Regions from separate parts of the Homo sapiens genome. Here region 1 is linked to region 2. The links are chromatin contacts, found by Hi-C or POLR2A ChIA-PET in ENCODE. All regions are on one chromosome and are shown on one strand. Each heading gives the region's core, a stretch centred on a gene start or an enhancer-like site at or near the end of the contact. The rest is flanking DNA. Distances are from core to core; before and after follow the strand shown.

Evidence for each region. Hi-C counts contacts between places; a loop is a spot of excess contacts on that map. ChIA-PET counts read pairs that join two places held with the same protein, here RNA polymerase II (POLR2A). Pooled maps may share reads with other maps.
Region 1: a loop to region 2 is called in a map of naive thymus-derived CD4-positive, alpha-beta T cell, with 5 times the contacts of the local background. The contact joins the promoter of ATP8B1 here to the promoter of ONECUT2 in region 2. A Hi-C loop is called at or near these places in 1 of 168 maps with a recorded cell type or tissue (naive thymus-derived CD4-positive, alpha-beta T cell) and 7 of 50 pooled maps. POLR2A ChIA-PET finds 5 or more read pairs at or near these places in 1 of 52 experiments (HepG2).

Annotation. Positions count from the first base shown.
Region 1 is chr18:57,801,875-57,804,574 of GRCh38, reverse strand. It overlaps ATP8B1 (ATPase phospholipid transporting 8B1), which reads left to right and starts at 1,260. Exons shown (of 28, transcript NM_001374385.1): 1 at 1,260-1,577. RefSeq lists an enhancer at 1,003-1,640.
Region 2 is chr18:57,434,105-57,436,804 of GRCh38, reverse strand. It overlaps ONECUT2 (one cut homeobox 2), which reads right to left and starts at 1,431. Exons shown (of 2, transcript NM_004852.3): 1 at 1-1,431. The coding sequence starts at 1,088. RefSeq lists a silencer at 1,502-1,551 and enhancers at 1,545-2,124, 2,125-2,700.

The DNA.
Region 1 (2,700 bases), core at 11-2,510, 370 kb before region 2:
CCAGTGTCACCAACAGGCCCTATGTTCTCTTGCATCGGTACCTTTGTTCTGTCGTTAGCTTCAGAATATAAGTGCTGGAAGAGACCATCTGGTCCAATCTCATTTTACAAATGAGGAAACTGAGGCCTGGATAGATTGAGTGACTGACCAGCACCTAGTCAGAGATCAAGTTTGACTCATGAAAAAGAAGCCTAGAGCAGCCTCGGGGTTGGTATCAGACAAGATTCTACCAGTTGGCCACCCGTTGAATACCCTCTCTACACAACTCTGATCCTTAAAGCTGTGGATCTTTGAGTCCCATCAAGCACGGCCTCCTGTAGGAAGCCTCTGTGATGACCCAGTTGGGAGTCTGGACTCTTGGGCATAGATGTGAGCCTCTAGGTGACTGGGAATCGTGTGGGAGTCCTGGCTCCCCTACTGCATTTTAAGCAAACTCTGATCTTTGATTTTCCTCCATTCTTATCCCAACGACTCGGTCCATAGTCGGGGAGCGGCAAAAGTCTACTCAAGAAGGAGGGTAATGTCTATACTGCCAGGGAGGCACGATTCACCCGCTCAGACACCAGCCAGCAACGAGGCGCTGAGTCCAAAATTTCCACCTACACCGCGTGGTTCACGGGCCGCACCTTAACTCCTTTTGACTCCAAACCCAAAAAAACTCGATAGCGTTTGGACTCGGCAGAAAGCCTGCTGGCTGCAATCACAGGATACGTTTCTGGAAGTCTTGAGGCGCAGCCTCTTTCTTCACCCTCCACGCGGCGAACTTTGACGCGCATTCGGTGACCGGTCCCCAAACATGACTTGGCATCAAGAGGACACAGCTCCCCTTACCGAGGGAGCTCAGGTCCCGGGCGCGCCGCGGCCCCGCCAGCTTTCCAGGCTGGCTCAGTCCTCGACCCGGGGTGACGGCCAAGCCAGCCAAGGGCAGCGGGAAAGTGACGCTGGGCTGGAGAGGTGTGGTGGCGAGTGCGGCCCCCGGGGAGCTAAGAGCAGCCGCAGCAACTGGGTCTCAGGCTGGGCGAGGCAAGGGCTCGTAGGCTGGGCTCGGAAGACTGAAAGGGGTGCCCACCTGACTCCAGGACGCACGGAGGGCGTGGGGCAGGAGCTGGACCTGGGCCGCCTCGGGCCGCCCCGGGGCTTGCAGTCCAGCCCCTCTCCGCCCTAGGGAGGGAAAAAGGGAGGGGAGAAGGCCGAGCCCGCCTCCAGCCCCAGCCCCAGCCCCAGCGAGGCTCGGCGGCCGCGGCTGCTGGAGGGAAACCAGAGGCACCTCCCCGAGCGGAGAAACCAGTTTGGCCGGTCCGGCGGAGCGGAGGCAAAAGGGCGGCTGCAGAGGAAGGGTGCACGGACGCGGGGCGGGGAAAGGCGGGGGAGCCACTAGCGAGCCGCGAGAGCCGGAGGTGCCGCCGCCAACTAGACACGCTTCCCCGGGCCCCCGGCCAGCCCCCGTGCGCCATGCAGCGCTAGCGCGGCGGCCAGGGCTGGGGCCGGGCGGGCGGCGGCAGCGGCCAGGTGCGCAGCGAGCGCTCCGAGCGGCGCGCACCAGGCGGATGCCCCAGCCGGGGCCCAGCGAACGCCAGGTAAGCAGGGGTGCGGCGCCGGGGGCCCCCAGACCTTCCCAAGCCCCTTGGCCCGGCGGTGTCCTGCAGGTTCCCTGGCCGCTCCCGCCGCACTTTGGAGATCCGGGATGCGGCGGCAGCAGCTGTCAGCGCCCTCGGACTCCCGAGCCCGCACAGGTGGGATTTGGGTGGAGGTGCTGGGAGCCCCCGAGGCCTCGGGGACGGCGAGACACGGCCGGCTGGGCAGGCAGCGCTGCGGAGAGTTCCGTGGGGTTTTCACCTGCCTAGAGGAGGGAAATCTCGGGGTGTTTGGGTTCTTCGATCGGTAGCGACACACATGTCCGGGGGTTAAGCCAGGTAGGGCTTGCGGCTCCTTGGGGGATGCCGCTGGCTCCTGTGCGGTGGCTACCGCCCCTCTGGAAGACCCCGGTGACCGGGTCCTGCTGGGGCGCTCTTTGGGAGCAGATGCCAACGTGTCCGAAAAGGACTTGCGGGCCAAACGTATCTGACCGCGGCCCACCTGCCGGGAGGGATGGAGGGGGTGAGATCGCTCTCCTCCCCAGCTCCTGTGGCAGGGCCAGGTACTCCCAGACATCTTCCGTGCGCTTTATTGTGGGATGGGGAGGGGAGGTGATGGGGAAGACCGACACCACTGTTTTTCCGGTGACTGTCGGGTCGCGTCCGCCAGCCCCGCTGAGATGGCTGCAGGCATCTCCTTCCCTCAGCAGTTTGGTGCCCTGCGCTGTCACCTCGCTGTGTGCACGAGGAGGGGCAACTTGTTGGGGGGCGCGGGGAGATGTTGCAGAGAATGGCCCAGTGCTTTAACACCCCTCGCCCCCACTTCTCCAACTCCCTCCTTCTCCCCAAAGTGAAAGAAAAGTTCTGAAGTGTCTGCCCAACTTTTCCGACGGAGGCGTGTGCCTGTGGTCCCTGCCGGGGGTTGGTGGCTGGTTGCGGGGGGGGGCGGTGCTCGGAGCGCAGATCCGTGACGGTTGTACGGGGGAGACTGGATTGCAGTAAGGATGCAAATTGGGGAAGGGGGATTGACACGCAGAAGTAAGGAGGACTTGGGCCGCGCTTCTGCCCGGTGAGTACCCGCTCAACCCTACCCGACCCCCTTGGCCTGCACGCGCTGCCCTTGGGG
Region 2 (2,700 bases), core at 182-2,681:
CGGCACAGCACCCTCTGCGCAAAGATCGCCTGGGGGATACTGTAGCGCTTCAGCTCCGCTGTGATGCGCTGGGCCACCTCTTTGGTGTTGATTTCTTCCAGCTGGCCCGACGTGGCCACCTGCGAGCCCGATGAGGACGAGGGTGGCCGCTCGCGACTGGGTGCCAGCACCGGCCCGTGAGACTGAGTGTGGCCCGGGTGGTGCAGGCCGTTCAGGTGCGACATCATGGCCGCAGGTGGGGTGCCCAGGCCGCGGGACAGGTGTTGCTCACCGCGGGTCAGCATGGCAGTGTGGTGCGCGTCGAAGTTGGGGCTGAGCATTTTGTCGTGGCCCGGCGGACCGTAGTTGGGCAGACTCTGCTGCGCGTTGTGGAGGCCGCCTAGCCCGTTGCCCAGCGGCGTGGCGGCCAGCGGGGACAGGCTCTGGCTCATGCCGGGCATCTCCTTGTAGGGACTGTAGAGGTTGTTCATGGCCGGGAGCCCGCGCTCGTCGCGCATGAGGGTGAAGCTGCCGCTGACGTTGCCGGACAGGCGCTGGTGGTGGTGGTGGTGGTGGTGGTGCGGATGGTGGTGCGGGTGAGGGTGGTGGAACTTGTCAGACACGGTGGAGATGGGTGGCAGCGGCTGGAGCGGTGTCAGCGTGGTGTAGGTGTTGCTCATGCCCATGCCAGGCGGAGACGAGTCGCAGGACATGCTCATGGCGTGGTGCAGCGGGATGGAGAGCTCGGGCCGGTAGTCGCCGCCGTCCAGGATCGAGGCCATGCTGGTGACCATGGCCGAGCGCGACGCCGCCGCTGCCGCCGCTGCCGCCGTGCCCAGCTCCTGGTGCGCGGTTGGAGGCGGCGGAGGGCCCCGCAGCGAGCCAGCGGCGCCGCGGCCCGCGTGGTGGGGGCTGGGGCTGGCCAGCAGCTCCTGCTCATGGCCCGGGCCCCCGCCGCCGCCCCCGCCGCCCCCGCCGCCGCCCCCGCCACTGCCGCCGCCGGCCGGCCCGTGCAAAGTGCCCAGACTTTCCATTGTCAGCTCCGGGTTCATGGCGCAGCCTTCTAGGTCTTTGGTGAGGCATCGATAGGCGGTGTAGGCAGCCTTCATTCAGTCCATCAGGGCCCGGGGGCGGCGGGGGCGGCGGGGGCGGCCGGCGGGCGGGCAAGGCGCGCGTGGCGGGGCTCGGCTGCGGGAGTGGGGGCGGGCGCGGGAGTGAGTGGAGAGGAGTGCGCGTGCGGGTGTGCGCCCCGGGCTGCGGGCGGGCTCGCCCGGGGTGGGGGCGGGGTGGGGGCGGACGGGGCGTGCGTGCGGGAGAGGGGAGGGGACGGGGAGGGAGGGAGGGATCACCGGGCCCCGCCGCTCGGGCCGGCTCGCAGCCTCGCCATGTCCGAGCCCGCTCCGGCGCCGACGTCTTCTGTTTGGGTGAGCGGGAGCTGTCCAGAAGGGCTCTGCCGCTCGCCGGGGCAGCCAACCTACCCTCCCGGACCTGGGGCGGGGCCACGCCCGACGGGCGCCAAGCGCAACCACTCCGAGGCCGCAGCTGCCCCGGGAGGCGGGCCTTCCACGGGAAGCTACCAGTGGCTGTGGAGGGGGCGGGGCCGCACTTTTCAGGTTTGGCTGACGGCTCGGTGCCTTTTTTACCTCCTTTGCTACTGGAATCAAACGTCAAGGAGAGGGAGGGAGGAGAAGGTGGGGGGGTCGCTGGGGAGAGGGAGGCTGGAGTGCGAGCGAGCGAGAGAGATTCGGTGAAAGATGCCGTGCTGTGTCCCCCCTGAGCAGCTGCGATCTGGGGGAAGGGGCATTGCTTCAATCGCCTTCGCCTCACCCCAAAGCTTTCCTGGAGGCGAGTAAGCCGGGAGCAAAAGACTCCGCTATGTGCCAGTATAGACAAACACTCGTCACTAACAAGCCACTTACCGAGAGTCCCTAGCTGGGAGCCAATAGTTTAGCCTTTTAAAATGCAGGCGCTAATGTATTCTAATGCATGGTAAATTCCCGAGGCCGGGACATGCATAATCTACGCGGTCAGAGCAACTGTAGTGCCCTCGTCGCCAGCGAGCTGCGGCCGGCCGGCGGCCCACGGGCGGCGCGGGCAGCAGTAATGCATGCAAAGTTAACACAATAACATCATTTAATTACCCGGTGAGCCCATAAATCTCAGTTATGAGGCTTCCGAAGAGCCCTGCTAGATTGCAAAACAAAACTAGAATTCCGGGAGCTGCCGTTTCAAGGTGACCAAGTGCTTTCTGCATCAGCGACTTGGAAAGAAGTGGGGAGAGTGTAGAACCGGTGAGGTGGAGGTGAGGAGGGTCGCTGGTGTCCCAAGTGAGCAAACTTCTCCTGGGGGCAGAGAGTAAGCAAACCAGCTGAGACGGCAACCACGGACCTTTCTCCTAACACGAGACACACACACGCGCACACACACACACACACACACACACACACACTCCCGCTTCTCTCAAATCCCGGGAGAGAAACGGCGGTGGGCAGACGACAAGGAATCCTGGCTGACACCTGCATATTCAAACCTTGTTTCTGAAAAGACCAGCGCCCCGGCCAGCCTGAGAACGCTCACAAGCCAAGGCTTTAAAAACCGCACCTACGTCTTCCTAGAATTTCCGTTGTTTGGCAACCCCAGGTCTGGAGGTGGGAGTGGAACTGGGGGACAGAGAGTTGGAGATTTCTGCAGTCCGAGTCGGGGTGGAGGGGTAGTTGAAGA